Linked DNA regions of Homo sapiens: region 1 is linked to region 2. The links are chromatin loops, found by intact Hi-C in ENCODE. Cell type or tissue: adrenal gland. All regions are shown on one strand. Each heading gives the region's core, and the rest is flanking DNA. Links, peaks and the distances in the headings are about the cores only.

What was found. Peaks named below come from ENCODE experiments on the same cell type or tissue, not always from the same donor. Only the 100,000 strongest peaks of a DNase experiment are listed, where the experiment ranks them.
Region 1: it touches region 2 in a loop (4-fold over the local background); 8 of 110 quality-filtered maps call a loop at or near these places.

Annotation. Positions count from the first base shown.
Region 1 is chr1:43,054,088-43,062,626 of GRCh38, reverse strand. No RefSeq gene overlaps it. Among named protein-coding and RNA genes, the nearest start is that of CFAP144, 90 kb to the left of the region's middle. RefSeq lists an enhancer at 3,960-4,495. In adrenal gland, for the core only: no CTCF peak of the experiment used is centred there; DNase peaks (open chromatin) are centred at 3,666 and 4,108; H3K27ac peaks cover 1,588 bases; H3K27me3 peaks cover 515 bases.
Region 2 is chr1:42,912,237-42,920,775 of GRCh38, reverse strand. No RefSeq gene overlaps it. Among named protein-coding and RNA genes, the nearest start is that of SLC2A1, 42 kb to the left of the region's middle. In adrenal gland, for the core only: a CTCF peak has its summit at 7,237; no DNase peak of the experiment used is centred there.

The DNA.
Region 1 (8,539 bases), core at 385-8,384, 140 kb before region 2:
CGCATCCAAGCACACCCACGCACTCACCCATACACCGCGCTTGTAGCATGTGCACCCTCATGCACACTTGTGGTCACTCACACTCACTCAGCTCAATGGCACTCAGGCTCTGATTCAGGGCCTCCTGTTGCCTTCTTCCTTGCCCCTCAACTGGCATTTAAGGTCTTCTGCAGCCTCACCTCTGACCTCCTCACCTTCGTCATCTTTTGGAGGTCATAGCATTGTGATTAGGAACCCAGGCAGCCTGATGCAGTTTTGGGTACCTCATTTATAAGCTACGTGACTGTAAGCAAGTTACTAACTTCTCTGGCCCTCTGTTTCCTTTCCTGTAGAATGGGAATGATAATAGTACACTCTGTCAATTGAGGAAAATAACGAGTCGAGTCTCAATCATTTTAGGAGATTGATTAGCCAAAGTTAAGGACACACCTGGGAGACAGCTTTACGCCTTTCTTCAAAGATGATTTTCAGGGCTCCCAATTTAAAGGGGAAAGGGTGGGATATTGAGAAGTACACAGTTTTCCTGTAAGTGAATCTGCATCTTTTTTAGGTAAGATGACATAAACAAAGGGGCAGAGGAAAAATGGGAGGAATCTGCATTTTACATAAGATAACACAGACACAATGGGGTAGGGGAACAATCAGATATGCATTTACGTCTGGTGGGCTGGGGTGACTGCCTTGTAAAGATAAGCTACCAATATGCATTGCCATTGTGAAGTTTTAACAGCTCACTAGGAATTTCCTTGTGGGCAAAATATGGGTACCTTTTCATCTGGTAGCTGGGATTACAGGCGCCTGCAGCCACACCCGGCTAATTTTTGTGTTTTTAGTAGAGACAGAGTTTCACCATGTTGGCCAGGCTGGTCTCGAACTCCTGACTTTAGGTGATCTGCCCACCTCGGCCTCCCAAAGTGCTGGGATTACAGGCTTGAGCCACTGTGCCTGGCCAGCCATCTTACTTAGGAACTAAAAGTGGGAGGCAGGTTTGCATGATCCAGTTCCCAGCTTGACTTTTCCCTTCGACTAAATGCATCTGGGGTCCCAAAATTTAATTTCTTTTCACAATGCCTAGGGTTGTTGTGTGGCTTAAAAGAAATTCAGTACTTAATCACTGAGAACAGCATCTGGCGCACTCAATAAATGCCAGCTGCTTTCTCTTGCCCTTCCTTTTCATACCATTTGCCTCAGCCACAACAAAATCATTCAATTTCCTAGACATGCTAAGCTGCTACATGCTTCCAACCCTTTTCATATACTGCTCCCTCTACTTGGAGCACCTCTTCCCATTTCCTCCTCCCTGCTATACACCTAGTGAGCTCTTATTCACCTTTTTTTTTTTTCTTTTCGAGAAGGAGTCTTGCTCTGTTGCCCAGTCTGCAGTGCAGTGACGCGATCTCGGCTCACTGCAAGCTCCACCTCCCGGGTTCACGCCTTTCTCCTGCCTCAGCCTCCCGAGTAGCTGGGACTACAGGCACCCGCCACCACGACCAGCTAATTTTTGTATTTTTAGTAGAGACGGGGTTTCACCTTGTTAGCCAGAATGGTCTCGATATCCTGACCTTGCGATCTGCCCGCCTCGACCTCCCAAAGTGCTGGGATTACAGATGTGAGCCACCGCCCCCAGCCCTTTTTTTTTTTTGGAGACTGAGTTTTGCTTTTGTTGCCCAGGCTGGAGTGCAATGGCACAATCTTGGCACACCGCAACCTCTGCCTCCCGGGTTCAAGCGATTCTCCTGCCTTCCTGGGTTCAAGCGATTCTCCTGCCTCAGCCTCCCGAGCAGCTGAGATTACAGGCATGTGCCACCATGCCTGGCTAATTTTTTTGTATTTTTAGTACAGACGGGGTTTCTTCATGTTGGTAAGGCTGGTCTCGAACTCCTGACCTCAGGTGATCCGCCCATCTCAGCCTCCCAAAGTGCTGGGATTACAGGCGTGAGCCACCGTGCCCGGCCTTATTCACCTTTTAAAGCTCTGCTCAGGTGGCTCTGCCCTTGGGAAGCCCTCCCCCGCCCCACCAGTAGAATTGATCACTGACTCCTTTGTGTCCCAACCCTGTCCTAAATTGTCTATTTCCCTAGCCTGTGAGCAACTCAAGGACATGGGCCTTGTAAAATTCATAGCTTGATCTGGTACCCAGTGCTGGACATGGATCATTGTGAGCATCAGTGGTATGTGGAGGAGTCAATTGTGCTACATCATGGTGAGGTATAAACAAGAAGCACTTGTGCAACTGATTGTTAACCAAATGCATATTTTATAAAGACAAACATATTTTAAGGGCACATTTTAAAACACATTGGAGTGGATTCCTAGAGTGAGTAAAGGAGTAAGGAATGAGCATGAGAATCTGGGAAGAGGGAGAAAAATTACATTAGCACGGAGGAAGGAGTGTGAGTTGCTCGACTCTATGCATTTGAAGTCCAAACAAGTAGAAACAAAAAACCACATCCGTGGAAGTGTACCATTTTAATCTCTTTTACAGTTGAGGCAATCAACTAGTTAGACAGTCGTTCTTTTGTTTAGATGTTGGTTTTACAGTCCCTACACAGCATCATTGTTGATAGTTTTCCTTAATGCAGAGAAAGTTGAATTTTCGTTTGATGTGCCATCCCCGCCCCTCTGTTGCATGCACAGAATCACGTAATGAAGCCCTGATTGGAGCCTGAGCCATGTTCTCCCTAAGAGTGGGAACTTAGAGGCTTCTCCAGGGCAGACCCCATGACTTCTATGTCCTATAGATGAATGAATGAATGAATGAATAAACGAATGAATGAATGAATGAGTGGTGAACAAGGAAGGGAAAGGAAAGAGAAAGAAAGGGAGCTAGGATGAAGAAATGGAAAAAAAAAGATTCCACGGAAATTTCAGGATAGGAGGATGCTCCCAGAACCTTCTCTTTCTTTCTTGATCCCTACCCAGGGCATGAGTACTGAGCAGGGCTAGGGGTGGGGGGCAAGAGGCTACAAACTGAACTGCTGATCTGCTCAAATCTTCCCACTCACGAGGAGTTACTTCTCTTGCGGAGAGGCAGCGATCACAAGATAGCACACTCTTAAGGATCCAAACCCCAATAGGACACTCAAACCCCCCACTTCCACTCCAGGAAGGACGCTGAAGCTGGCCCCTGTGCTAACGACAACAAAGATAGTAATAACTGATGTGCTACTTTGTACTGGATGCTTTCATCCACTTAATCCATTTTAATTCTCATATCAAGTATGCATGTTAAGAAATTATCGTCATTTTACTGGTGAGACTACTGAGTCTCAGAGAGCTTAAGAGTCTTGCTTAAAGTTATTGAACACTCAGTAGTAGCAATCACAGCAAACACTTTTTGAATACCCACTCCATGCCAGACCTTATTCAAGCACTTTGTAGGCTTAACTCATCTATCCCCACAACAGCCTCTGGGCAGCAGTCATTGTCCCTAACTCACAAATGATGAACCAAGATACAGACAGTCACACAGCTAACACATGGGAGACCTGGCGAAGGAGGTTAGACAGTCTGACTCCAGTTTACTCTCTCCACCCCCAGGCTATGCTACCTTTTGTGAAGCAGAACTGGGCAGGGTAGACCTTTTGTGAAGCAGAACTGGGCAGCCATTTGGATTGGGTTTGGGTGGGGGTAGGGTAGCTAGATCCCTTGATATTTGGGGAGCTGGCTCCCTGCCAGCCAAATGGCAGCCCATTGAGAATGAGATCGAGGACATACAGAGTCAGTTACTGGTCCTGCTGGGGCCCCATAGTCTGCCTGCCCTCTCCTCCAAAGGGCCCCTAAGCCTGGGGAGATGGGAGAGGCTGCCTCTCCCCCTTTCCCAGCCAGAGCGGTATGAGCTAATCCTGGGAGAAGACACATTAGTCGAAAAGAATCAGTTCCTGCCTGCTCTGCTGAGTCAGCAGGAAGTACAGCCCTGGCTCTGCCAGCTACGTGAGCCCCTGCACGCCGGCCACCACTGCCTCCCTGCCGCCCCAGCCCCAGCCCCAGCGCGGCCCCTGCCATCCATCAGCACACCCTCACGTGCCTCGTTCCTGCTGACCTGCCCCTAAAGCACCCTCCAGCTCAGCAATCCTGAGCCTCCCTCTCTGTCCACTTTCCCAGCAACAGACCTGTTTTTCAGCACCATCCCCACAGACCCCCAGAAAGCAGCCATCTCTGCCTGCACAGAGAATTAAACCTCACCAGGATTGCAGCAGGTGGAAAGAAGGGCTTTTGGAGAATGTGGTGAGCCTTTTTCCCCACGTCCAGCATGCTGTCAGCTCCAGAGAAGAGAGCTTGCAGTCGACTCACGGTATCTAAGGGTATCATTGCCAGAACCCGTACCGCTCTCCGTGTAATCCCCAACCTCCTGGTCATCATCTCGGCCTCTACCACCGCTACCACCACCGACTTCCCACCACCCTCCCTACTACTGCCATTATCGCTGGGAACACCACCTCTGCTGCCACTACCATCAGCCATGACTGCAAGACTACCATCAAGTTCACCATCACACTAGCACCCATGCGACTAGCACTTCCATCAATGTCACCTACTGAGACAGGCAGGTGTCACCAATACCATTAAAAACATTACTGTAACTAACACCAACACCAATACCACCATTATCACCAACACGAAGCATCATTAAAATCATTTTGACCAACAACACCTCCTTATACCAACCCCACTATAAACATTGACATAATTGTCATTTTACCATCAAAACTATAACCATTCCTTGCAACACCAACATCGTCACCCTATCTTTACCACTGTTACCCATATCGACATCATTGTGCCCCCACCATCACCATTACCACTACCGTAAGCAAGACACCACCATCATTGTCACACTACCCACCACCACCATCCTTACCATAACTGCAGTCAGCATCACCACTAAACATCACCATCAGTATCACTACCACCACAGTTATAACCGACACCAGTGTCACCATAACCACAACCAACACCACCATCACTATAACCACGATATACTTGTCACCAGTACCCCCACCACCATGAACACACCATCACCCCCAACACGGTCACCATGACCGTAGCTCTCCATTAGAATGAGAAACTGTTGCTGTTTATCTGTACCCGTTTCTATGCCAGGCCGAATGTCACAACAGTGAGAGAAAAAAGGAAAGTTCTAACTTATTGTTCTGATCATACAATGATATGCACACTTGCTTTCCCTTAATATCCCCCTTTGAACAGACATGATTGTTTCGCTAAATTGGTTCATTTAGTGATTCATAGAGGAACAGCCATGCCTGCCTGAAAAACACGGGAGTGGTCATGGGACTCATCCCCTACTGCCTGTGACATCAGTAAGCCCAGCTCCCAACACACCCTTCTCCCTCCCACCTCCCTCCAGACATTCCAGGCCACTGCAGATTTCTCTGCCCCTCCAATGTAGATTTTCTTCCCTTTGCTCTCTTAATTTTAAACTTCCCGTAGGGCAGAACAGCATGTGGAAAGAACCCATGCTTCTTCCAAGATGTGTTGCATGCTGTTTTATGACAGGGAATTGAACTGTTTCCCAGAGAACTCTGCAAACAAGTGTTTAGAACACGCCTTTGAAGGATGTTTCTTATCCTCGTGTCTATGACTTATTGTGAGGGGATTGCATGTACATGTTTAAAAGCTGACAGTCAGAGCCATGCATTCTAGACTTGGTCCTACAACTAACTGTATGTGTGGCCTTGAAAAGCTTGCTTATTTTTCCCCCACCAAGAAAAGTACGACCTTCTGACTCTGGTGCTCTAAAGACTTTTTTGAGCTGAGACACTCCTAGGATAGGTCTGAGTGCTTTTTCCAGAAGGTCCTTTTGAATGGTAAAACAGAATGTCAAGTCTGATTGGTTCCCCCATCCCATCAGACTTGGTTCCCCTGGCCAGCATGTCCTGGGATCTCTAAGGACATCTCCATGAGCCCTGAGATGATCCTGCCTGGGCAGGGTGGGGCCCAAAGGGTTAATTAAGCCAGTCAGAGCTGTGCGTGAGCAAGTGTCTCAGATGAAAGGTTGGTCCGAGAGAGAACGCCATGTGGCTGTTGTGGTTGGCAGGTCTGGGGCAGTGGGACCAGGCTAGGTCCCGAAGGAAACCACCTCCTGGTCTCACCAGAACAAAGTGGTGTTTTGCAAAAACGCCATTGTTCTTGGGCAAGTCTTTCCCATCTCAACATAAACCAGGAAGCAGTGCTTCCTTTCCTTGGGCGAGACCCCAAGGTCCCCCCCACCGTTGGGAGTGGGGGGAGAAGAACAGACTTTTTCCTGACTTGAATGATCTTCTGCAAAGCTCAGCTGAAGAGCAGCAGCCCCTACCTGGCTATATCCAAGGGGGTGTGTGTGTCTTCCCTACACAGGGAGAAAGAAACAGAGGGGGGTCACCGAGTCCTGTTTCCTGTCTCCAAACAGGACTCTGTACCTAAGCCAGACTGTGAGCGACATGTCACTGCCCATCCATCTCCCCTCACCACTGTGCCACTCAGGCTTTCTCTGTTGCCCAAGCATGGCGGTTGTGTTTCTGCCTATAGCCTGTGTGTGGCTGCTCCCTCTGCCTGGAACTCCCTTCTGCCCTTCACATGTGGGCTCCTTCTCATCATCGTGGTCTCTCTCCTAACTCAGTGAAGTACTGTTTAATTCCTTGTTCAGTGTCTGTCCTTCCTGACATTCTGTGAGCTCCCCAAGAGCAAGGGCCAGGACCTGGGTCAGCGCTGCTCATTGCTGCATCTCCAGCACCTGGCACAGGACAGCCTCCCATGCGTGTGACTGTACCTGCGTGTGCTCCCCACCCCACTCCCAACCCCACTCCCCCTAAAGAAAACAGATCCAGGCTGGGCGGGGTGGCTTACACTTGTAATCCCAGCACTTTGGGAGGCCAAGGCGGGTGGATCACGAGAGGTCAGGAGTTCGAGACCAGCCTGGCCAACATGATGAAACCCTGTCTCTACTAAAAATACAAAAATTAGTCAGGTGTGGTGGTGCGCACCTGTAATCCCAGAGACTTGGGAGGCTGAGGCAGGAGAATCCCTTGAACCCGGGAGGCGGAGGTTTCAGTGAGCGGAGATTTTGCCACTGCACTTCAACCTGGGCAACAGAGCGAGACTCCGTCTCAAAAAAAAAAAAAAAAAAAACAAGAAGGAAAGAAATCAGATTCAGCCTCAAAGGCAAGGAAGCCATTTCCCTTGTCAACCCTAGAAGACCAGAGCAGTCTCAGACCTTCAGAGCATCCCATCCAACCACTCCATTTTCCTGAAGGGGAAACTGAGGCTTAGAACCAGAAAGGTTCTGGTCCAAGCCCCATGGGTGGTCAATGGAAAAGCTGAGCTCGACTCTGGGACTCCTGGTGCCAGTGCTGCTGGACAAGGCCTGTCACCTAGTTTCCAAGCTTAGGCACAGCCTTGCTCTAAATCTCTCACCTCTTCAGATACAAGACCCGGCACATTCAGGCTCCCACCACTTAGGAAATTCCAGCATTCACCCAACCCACTTCCCAGAGAACTGACTCACTGTAGACCCAAGGAGAGAAATTCCTCCCATGGCTTTGCCTAGCTGAGGAGATCAGAGTCCCTTCTTACCATCATCTCAGTGCTTCCCATTGATCACTTTTTCCTATCCCTTAGATACTAAGAGGGGCATCCTTATGGGCCAAGGAAGCCATAGGTACAGGTTTCTATCCCTTTAAGCTCCTTTTTTTTTCCTTTTGTATAGTCAGCACGTCTACCTTTGTTTCTACAACTTTTGCTTAAGTCAGGAAGGCTCATTCGCTTAAATATTTGTGGATGAATAAATGGAGAAGGGCCGGGCGTGGTGGCTCACGCCTGTAATCCCAGCCTTTTGGGAGGCTAAGGCAGGTGGATTACATGAGGTCGGGAGTTCGAGACTAGCCTGACCAACATGGAGAAACCCTGTCTCTACTAAAAATACGAAATTAGCGGGTGTGGTGGCACATGCCTGTAATCCCAGCTACTCAGGAGGCTGAGGCAGGAGAATCACTTGAACCTGGAAGGCGGAGGTTGCGGTGAGCCAAGATTGTGCAACTGTACTCCAGCCTGGGCAATAAGAGTGAAACTCTGTCTCAATAAATAAATAAATAAATAAATAAATAAATAAATAAATATGGAGAAGGGGTGGTAATACCTCCTCATGGGGGCTGCTGGGAGGATTACACGAGACAGCACCCCTAGTGCAAGTAGATGCTGGATCAATGCCAGATCCCTTTGAAAAGTGTAAAGTGCTCCGCATATATGAGATACCATTACATTCCAAGCAACGGGTGTTTACAGATTGCTTCATTTACAAATGGGTTTTTAGGGATTCTGTGGAAAGAAGGTGAAGCCTCTTTTAAGAATTGTTTCCTGGTCAGGCGTGGTGGCTCACACCTGTAATCCCCGCACTTTGGGAGGCTGAGGTGGGTGGATCACAAGGCCAGGAGATCAAGACCAGCCTGGCCAATATGGTGAAACCCCATCTCTACTAAAAATACAAAAATTAGCCTGGTGTGGTGGCAGGTGCCTGTAGTCCCAGCTACTCGGGAGGCTGAGG
Region 2 (8,539 bases), core at 136-8,135:
CCTGCCTCGGCCTCCCAAGGTGCTGGGATTACTGGCATGAGCCACCGTGTCAGGCTGATATTGTCATTTTACAATAAAACTCTTACATTACTCTTCTTTATATATTCAAACAATATACCACAGTGTTACTATATCCATATCCACAAAATAGGAGATTTTGTATATATATTATTAGATTTATACATAAGTATTTCAATATGGGGGGTGCTAATATAATGGTAGTATGTTTTAATTTCCACTTGTTCATTGCTGGCATATAGAAAGCAAATGACTTTTGTATATTAACCTTGTATCCTGCAATGTTGCTATAATTAATTGCTTATTAGTTCCAGTGGTTATTTTGTAGATACTTTTGGATTTTCTATATAGACGATCATGTCATCAGCCAACAACAACAGTTTAATTTCATCATTACCAATCAGTATACCTTTTATTTCATTTTGTTGTCTTGTTGCATAAGCTAGGACTTCCAATACAGTGTTGGAAAGGAATAGTGAAGAGGACATCCTTGCCTTGTTCCTGATCTTAGCAACAATAATGCTTCACATTTTTCACCATTAAGTATAATATTTAGCTGTAGGTTTTTTGTAAACATTCTTTAATCAAGTTGAGGAAGTTTCCCTCTATTTCTAGTTTCCTGAGAGTTTTTATCAGGAATGAATGATGGATATTGTGAAATACTTTTTCTTTCTTTCTTTTTTTTTTTTTTTTGAGACAGACTCTCACTCTGTTGCCCAGGCTGGAGTGCAGTGGTGCAATCTCAGCTCACTGCAACCTCCGCCTCCCAGTTCAAGTGATTCTCCTGCCTCAGCCTCCTGAGTAGCTGGGAGTACAGGTGTGCACCACCACACCCAGCTAATTTTTGTTTTTTAGTAGAGATGGGGTTTCACCATGTTGGCCAGGCTAGTCTCGAACTCCTGACCTCAAGTGATTCATCCGCCTCGGCCTCCCAAAGTGCTGAGATTGCAGGTGAGAGCCACCACGCCCAGTCCTGTGAAATACTTTTTCTGTATGCACTGATATGACCATGTGATTTTTCTTCCTCCTCTTCTTCTTCTTCTCCTTTTCTGTCTTCCTTTTCTTCTTCTCCTTTTTTTTTTTTTTTTTTTTTTTTTGAGACAGAGTCTCACTCTGTCACCCAGGCTGGAGTGCAGTGGCGCGATCTCGGCTCACTGTAGCCTCTGCCTCCCAGGTTCAAGCAATTCTCCTGCCTCAGCCTCCCAAGTAGCTGGGACTACAGGCACATGCCAACATGCCCGGCTAATTTTTTGTATTTTTAGTAGAGATGGGGTTTCAACGCGTTAGCCAGGATGGTCTCCATCTCCTGACCTTGTGATCTGCCCGCCTTGGCCTCCTGAAGTGTTGGGATTACAGGCGTGAGCCACCACGCCTGGCCTTTGATTTTTCTTCTTTAGCCCGTTGATGTAATTACATATAGATTACATTAATTGAGGGTTGTTTTTTCAGGTTTTGTTTTTGTTTTTGTTTTGTTTTTAAGACAGACTCTCTCTTTGTCACCCAGGCTGGAGTGCAATGGGGCAATCTCAGCTCACTGCAACCTCTGCCTCCTGTGTTCAAGCAATTCTCCTGCCTCAGCCTCCGGAGTAGCTGGGATTACAGGTGCCCACCACCACACCCAGCTAATTTTTGTATTTTGGTAGAGATAGGGTTTGGCCATGTTGGCCTGGCTGGTCTCAAACTCCTGACCTCAGGTGATCTGCCTGCCTCAGCCTCCCAAAGTGCTGGGATTACAGGCGTGAGCCACCACGCCCAGCCAATTGTGTTTTTAATGTTGAACCAGGCTTGCATGCCTGGAATAAATCACATTTGGTCATGTATATAATTTTTTTAATGCATCATTGGGTGTGCTTTGCTAATATTTTGTTAAGGATTTTTGCATTTATTTTCATGAGAGATACTTGTCTGTAGTTTTCTTTTAAATTTATTTATTTATTTTAAATTGACAAATCGATTTGTAGTTTTCTTGTAATGTATTTGTCTGGTTTTAATATTAGGGTAATACTGGCCTCATAGAATGAGCTGTTTCTATCTTCTGGAAGATGTTTAGAAAATTGGTATAATTTTTTTCTTAAATGTTTGGTAGAATTCACTAGTGGATCCATCTGAGCCTAGTACTTTTTGTTTGAGGAGTTTATTATTTATTGATTCTGTTTCTTTAACAGATGCAAGCCTGTTTCAGATTGTCTACTTCTTGTGTGAGTTTTAACAGATTGTGTCTTTCAAGGAATTGGTCCATTTCATCTGGGTTGTCAAATCTGTGGGCATAGAGTTGTTCATAATATTCATGTATTATTCTTTTAACATCCATGGGATTTGAATTGATCTCCTCTCTTTCATTTTCAGTATTTGTAATTCATGTCTTTTCTCTTTTTTTCTTAGTTAGCTTTGCTAGAACCTTATGATTTTACTGATTTTTACAAAGAAACAGGTTTTGGTTATGTTGATTTTCACTATTGATTTCCTGTTTTCAATTCATTGATTGCTGATATAATTTTTATTATTTATTTTAATCTGATTGCTTTAAAACTGTGTATAGAATCCTAGGTTTTTGGCTTTTTCTCTTTCAACACTAAGTATTCCACTCCATTATTTTCTTGCTTACGTGATTTCTGAGAAGAAGTTGGATATAATTCTTATTTTTGCTCCCCTATAGGTAAGTGGCTTTTTTCCTCTGGCTTCTTTCAAAATTTTTTCTTCATCTTTAATTTTCTGCAGCTTGAATATTATATGTCTAGGTGTAGTTTATTTGTTTGTTTGTTTTTGGCATTATTTTGCTTGGTTATTTCTGAGCTTCCTGATCTGTGGTTTGGTGTCTGGCACTAATTTGGTGAAATTCTCAGGCATTATTGCTTCAAATGTTTCTGTTGTTCCTTTCTCTCTTTCTTCTTCAGGTATTCTCATTATGCCTATATTATACTTTTTGTAATTAGATATTCTTTCTCATTTTTTTCATGTCTTTTTTCTCTTCACTTTCAGTTTTCAAAGTTTCTGTTGACATATCCTCAAGCTCAGAGGTTCTTTTTTCTCCAGCCATTTGCAGTGTACTAATGAGTCCATCAAAAGCTTTCTTCATTTGTTAGTGGTTTTTTTCTTATCTCTATCATTTCTTTTTTATTCTTTCTTATAATTTTTATCTTTCTGTTTAAATTGTCCATCTGTTTTTGCATGTTATCTACTTTTTCCATTAGAGCTCTTAACGTATTAATCATAGTGAGAGGTGACAACGTGCTAGCAGCCCTTGCTCGCTCTCAGCACCTCCTCGGCCTTGGCATCCGCTCTGGCCATGCTTGAGGAGCTCTTCAGCCTGCCGCTGCACCGTGGGAGCCCCTCTCTGGGCTGGCCGAGGCTGGAGCCAGCTCCCTCTGCTTGCAGGGAGGTGAGCATGGAGAGTCGCGGGCGGGAACTGGGGCTGCCCACAGCACTAGCGGGCCAGCGTGAGTTCCGGGTGGGTGTGGGCTCTGAGCCCCGCAGTCAGAGTGGCCGGCTGGCGCCGCTGGCTTAGGGCAGTGAGGGGCTTAGCACCCGGGCCAGCAGCTGCGGAGGGGGCGCCGGGTCCCCCAGCACTGCCGGCCTGGGCCACACTCGAATTCTCACCAGGCCTCAGCTGCCTCTCTGCAGGGCAGGGTTCAGGACCTGCAGCCCACCATGCCCAAGCCCTGTGGCGGTGGGCTCCCACGCAGCCCCAGCCTCCCCGACGGGTGCCGCCCCCTGCTCCGCAGTGCCCAGTCCCATCAACTGTGCAAGGACTGAGGCATGCAGGTGCATGGCACGGGACTGGCAGGCATCTCCGCACCCAGCCCTGGAGCGGGATCCACTCCGCGAAGCCAGCTGTGCTCCTGAGTTGGATGGGGACTTGGAGAACTTTTATGTCTAGCCAGAGGATTGTATATGCACCAGTCAGCACTCTGTCTCAAGTTCAGGGCTCGTGGATGCACCAATCAGCACTCTGTATCTAGCTAATCTGGTGGGGACTTTGAGAAACTGTATGTCTAGCTGAAGGATTGTAAATACACCAATCAGCACTCTGTGTCTAGCTCAAGGTTTGTAAATGCACCAATCAGTGCTCTGTGTCTAGTTCATCTGGTGGGGTTTTGGAGAATTTTTACCTCTAGCTAGAGAATTGTAAATACACCAATCAGCACTCTGTGTCTAGCTCAGGGATTGTAAATGCACCAATCAGCTCCCTGTCAAAATGGACCAATCAGCTCTCTGTAAAACAGACCAATCAGCTCTCTGTAAAATGGACCAATCAGCTCTCTGTAAAATGGGCCAATCAGCAGGATGTGGGTGGGGTCAGATAAGGGAATAAAAGCAGGCTGCCGGAGCTAGCAGTGGCAATGTGCTTGGCTGCTCTTCTGTGGTGTGGAGGGTTTGTTCGTTTGCTCTTTGCAATAAATTTTGGTGCTGCCCACTGTTTTGGTCCCCATTGCCTTTATGAGCTGTAGCACCGTGAAGGTCTGCAGCTTCACTCCTGAAGCCAGCAAGACCACAAACCCACCAGAAGGAGGAAACTCTGAACACGTCTGAACATCAGAAGAAATCAACTCTGGACACACAACATTTGAGAACTGTTAACAGTCACCGCGAGGGTTCGCAGCTTCATTCTTGAAGTCAGTGAGACCAAGAGCCCACCAATTTCAGACACAATAGTAGTTTTAAATTCCGATTAGGGGAATTCCAACATCCCTGCTATGTCTGTGTCTGCTTCTGATGGTTGCACTATTTGTTCAAGCTGTGGTTTTTTTTCTTTTAATGTGCCTTCTAATTTTTTTGTTGGAAAAAAATGAGCAGTTTTGTACTGGGTAAATGGAACTGTGGTAAATAGGCCTTTAGAGCCTGGGGAACAGAGTGAGACCTATCTCTAAACAAACAAACAACAACAAAACCTTAACTAAGCATGTCTGTAGTCCCAGCTATTTGGGAGGCTCAGGCAGAAGGAGCACTTGAGCCTAGGAATTTGAGGCTACAGTGAGCTATAATTGAGCCACTGCACACCAGCTTGGGCGACAGAGTGAGACTCCGTCTTGGGGGAAAAAAAAAGATATAGATCTTTAGTAATGTAGAAGTGCGGTGTTGCAGGAGGGAGAAGTGTTCTACAGTTCTATTATTAGGTCTCAGTTTTTTGGTGAGGCTTTGGGTCTAGGCTGTGAACTTCACCAGTGCTTCTCAGCTTTTGTTTTTTCCCCTTAGGTGGGGGCAAAACCACTAGAGGAGACTGAAGTTGGGTATCTCCCTTCTCCTACAGGGAAGCTTAGAGGAAGCTGGAGTTGGTATTTCCTTTCCCCCAGGTGGGAGGCTGCAGACTGCTGGAGTTGGGTATTTCCCTTCCCTGGGGTAGGTTAGGCTCTGGCAAAATTCTTTCTCCTGAGGGTAGACCTTTTTAAAAACAACAGAATGCTTTGGCATACTGCAAAATGGTTTATTTCCCCTCCCTCTGCTAGAAGCATGAAGGGATTTTTCTCTGAGATTTACTGTGAGGATCTGGTAGAGCTCTGAGAGGTAAAAATCACAAAAGTGTTGGGGCATCTCCATAACTCAGTACCCCTGGAATGTTTTTTTTCTTTTGAGACAGGGTCTTGCTCTGTCACCCAGACTGGAGTGCAGTGACATGCTCATGGCTCACTGCAGCCTCAACCCCTTTGGGCTCAAGCGATTCTCCTGCCTTAGCCTCCTGAGGAGCTGCGACTAGTGGAGTGCACTACCAAACCCAGCTAATTTTTAAAGTTTTTAAAGAGACGGGGTCTTGCCATGTTGCCTAGCCTGGTCTTAAACTGTTGAGCTCAAGCAATCCTCCCACCTCAGCCTCCCAAAGTGTTGGGATTACAGGTGTGAGCCACCATGCCTGGCCCCTGGTGGAATTTTTAACTCTCTGAGTTGTCCACACTGTTTCTCCAAAAATTGGGGCAGTTACAGTTTAGGTTTTCCTATTCCTGTTTTCAAACCTCCTGTAGAGGCTTCTGCTCATCTGTTGCATTTCCAGTAACTTGTGACTGCCTGTATTTCCTGTCTCTCCAATTTTGGCGGCAGCAATCTGCCTAGTGGTCTCATTCCTCTAACAAATCTAAGAAGAGTTGTTCAGCTTTTGTTTGGTTTTGTTATTGTTGCTCAGCCTTTTAACCTGTTTAGATGGAGTGTTACCTTCTAAGCTCCTTACATGCTGGACCGGAAACCAAATTTCTGTCCTTCGTTTCTGAAGGACAGTTTTCCTGAATACTATTCTTGCTTGGCAGGTTTTCTTTCAGTGCTCTGAATATATCATCCCACTCCCTTCTGTCCTGTAAGGTTTCTGCTGAGAAATCTGCTGATAATTTTATAAGAGCTCCCTTGTGCTTGATGAGTCACTTTACTCTTGCTGCCTTCAGAGTCTCTCTTTGACTTTTGACAGTTTATTATGTGTCTCAGGGATGGCTTCTTTGGATCATATATTGTATCCCATAAGTCCCTTAGGCTTTCTTAACTTTTCTTCATCTTTTCTTTTGTTTCCCCTGACTCAGTAATTTCAAATAACCTGTCTCAAATTTCCTGATTGTTTCTTCTGCTCAATTAGATCTGTTATGATCCCTTCTAGTGAATTGTTCAATTCAGTTATTGTTTTTTTCAACTCCAGAATTTCCATTTGGTCTTTTTCTTAACAGATTCTTTTTTTTCTTTTTAGAGACAGGGTCTCACTCTATTGCCCAGGCTGGTCTCAAACACCTGGGCTCATGTAATCCTCCTGCCTCAGCCTCCCAGAGTGCTGGAATTTCAGGCCTGAGCCACTGCACCCGGCCTCTGCGTCTTTGTTGGTATTCTGGTTTTTATGGGTCACTTCCTGGTTTCATTTGTGTATCTGATTCTCTTGTAGCCCACTGAGCCTCTTTAAGATGATTATTTTGAATTCGTTGTCAGGTAATTCATAGATCTCTGTTTCTTTAGGGTTCCATTTCTGATACATAGTTGGTCCTCTGGACCATGTTTCCCACTATCATCATATGTCTTGTTATTTTTTGCAAGAGTTTGTGGATTTGAAAAAATGACCATGTCTTCCAGTTTTAATGGATTGGCTTCATAAAGGGGAAAACCTTAAACATTCAGCTCAACTAACAGTTTGGGGGAGTGGTCTCTCAAACCTTTTCTGGAGATACGTATTCTTGGGCTTGTGCCTGTGATTTCCCAATTCGAGAGGTTTGCTGGTGTCTTTTCAGAAGCTTGTGGTCTCTTGCTCTCTCTGGTGTCTGTCTACAGTACTGCAAGTTCTCAGGGTCTACAACAAGCTGTTGATGTCTCTTGTTCTCAGCAGTCCCCAGGGGATGTGTATGTATGTATGTATATATATATATGTGTGTGTGTGTGTGTGTGTGTGTATGTGTATATATGTGTATATATATGTGTATATATGTATATATATGTGTATATATGTATATATGTGTATATATGTGTATATATACACATATACATATACACATATATGTATATATATACGTGTGTGTATATATATATATATATATAATTTTTTTTTTAACTTTATCAGCACTCAGTGTCAGGCAAGACAGAAACCGGTCCCTCAGGGAGCCCCCTGAAAAGCCTGAATGTTGGACGCACATTCTACTCTTCTGTTTCACTCTCAAGGTAGAAGCTTCAAGTTGGGCATTTACTCCTGAAAGCACCAAGCTGTACTGGCTTTGGGAAAGGGCTATTGTAGGTTAAATGAAAATGTTTCTTCTTACCCATTTTAATATAGCTGTTCTTGACTTTGAACTTGCCTCAGGCACTAGTTTCTAGAATTCTCATAAAAGCTTTTTGGACCATATATTAAGTCAGTGTCTATGGAGGAACAAGGTCTGAGATGTCCTATTATGCTGTATTACTGATGTTACTCCTCTCAGGAAGATTAGTTTTTGAAAAGAGTACATGCAGAAAGTAAAGATCGGGATTTGGACATCGATTCCCTTAAAGCTAAATATGTTCACATATTCCTTGGAAATTTTTTTGGACATCCACAGGTATGAATACCCAGTTTGAAGATAACCTTTTTGGAGGATTCAAATTAGTATTCTTTTGGCTGCCTTTGGGATTTTGTTTCCTAAGTCTGCCTTGAATGTGCTCTCAAAATACCTACTTCCTATACTGGATCTCTTCCACCCCCAAGCTGGGCACCTGGGTCAGAGGATGTGTCTGGCAGGCTTTGAATGGTATAATGGTTAATTTTATGTGTCAACTTGACTGGGTTAAGGAAGACCCAAATGGCTAGTAAAACATTATTTCTGGGTATGTTTTTAGAGTATTCCCAGAGATTAGCATTTGGGTCAGCGTACTGAGTAAAAATGATTCACCCACCCTAGTGTTAGCAGGTCTTATCCAACTCATTGAGGGCCCATCTGAATGGAATAAAAAGGTAGAGGAGGGGGGAATTCTCTCTCTCTCTCTTTAGCTGGGACATCCATTTCCTTCCTTTGGACATTGGAGCTCCTGATTCTTAGGCCTTCAGACTTCAGGAGTCAGAGCAGCAGCCACCTGGGTCTCAGGCCCCCAGCCTTGG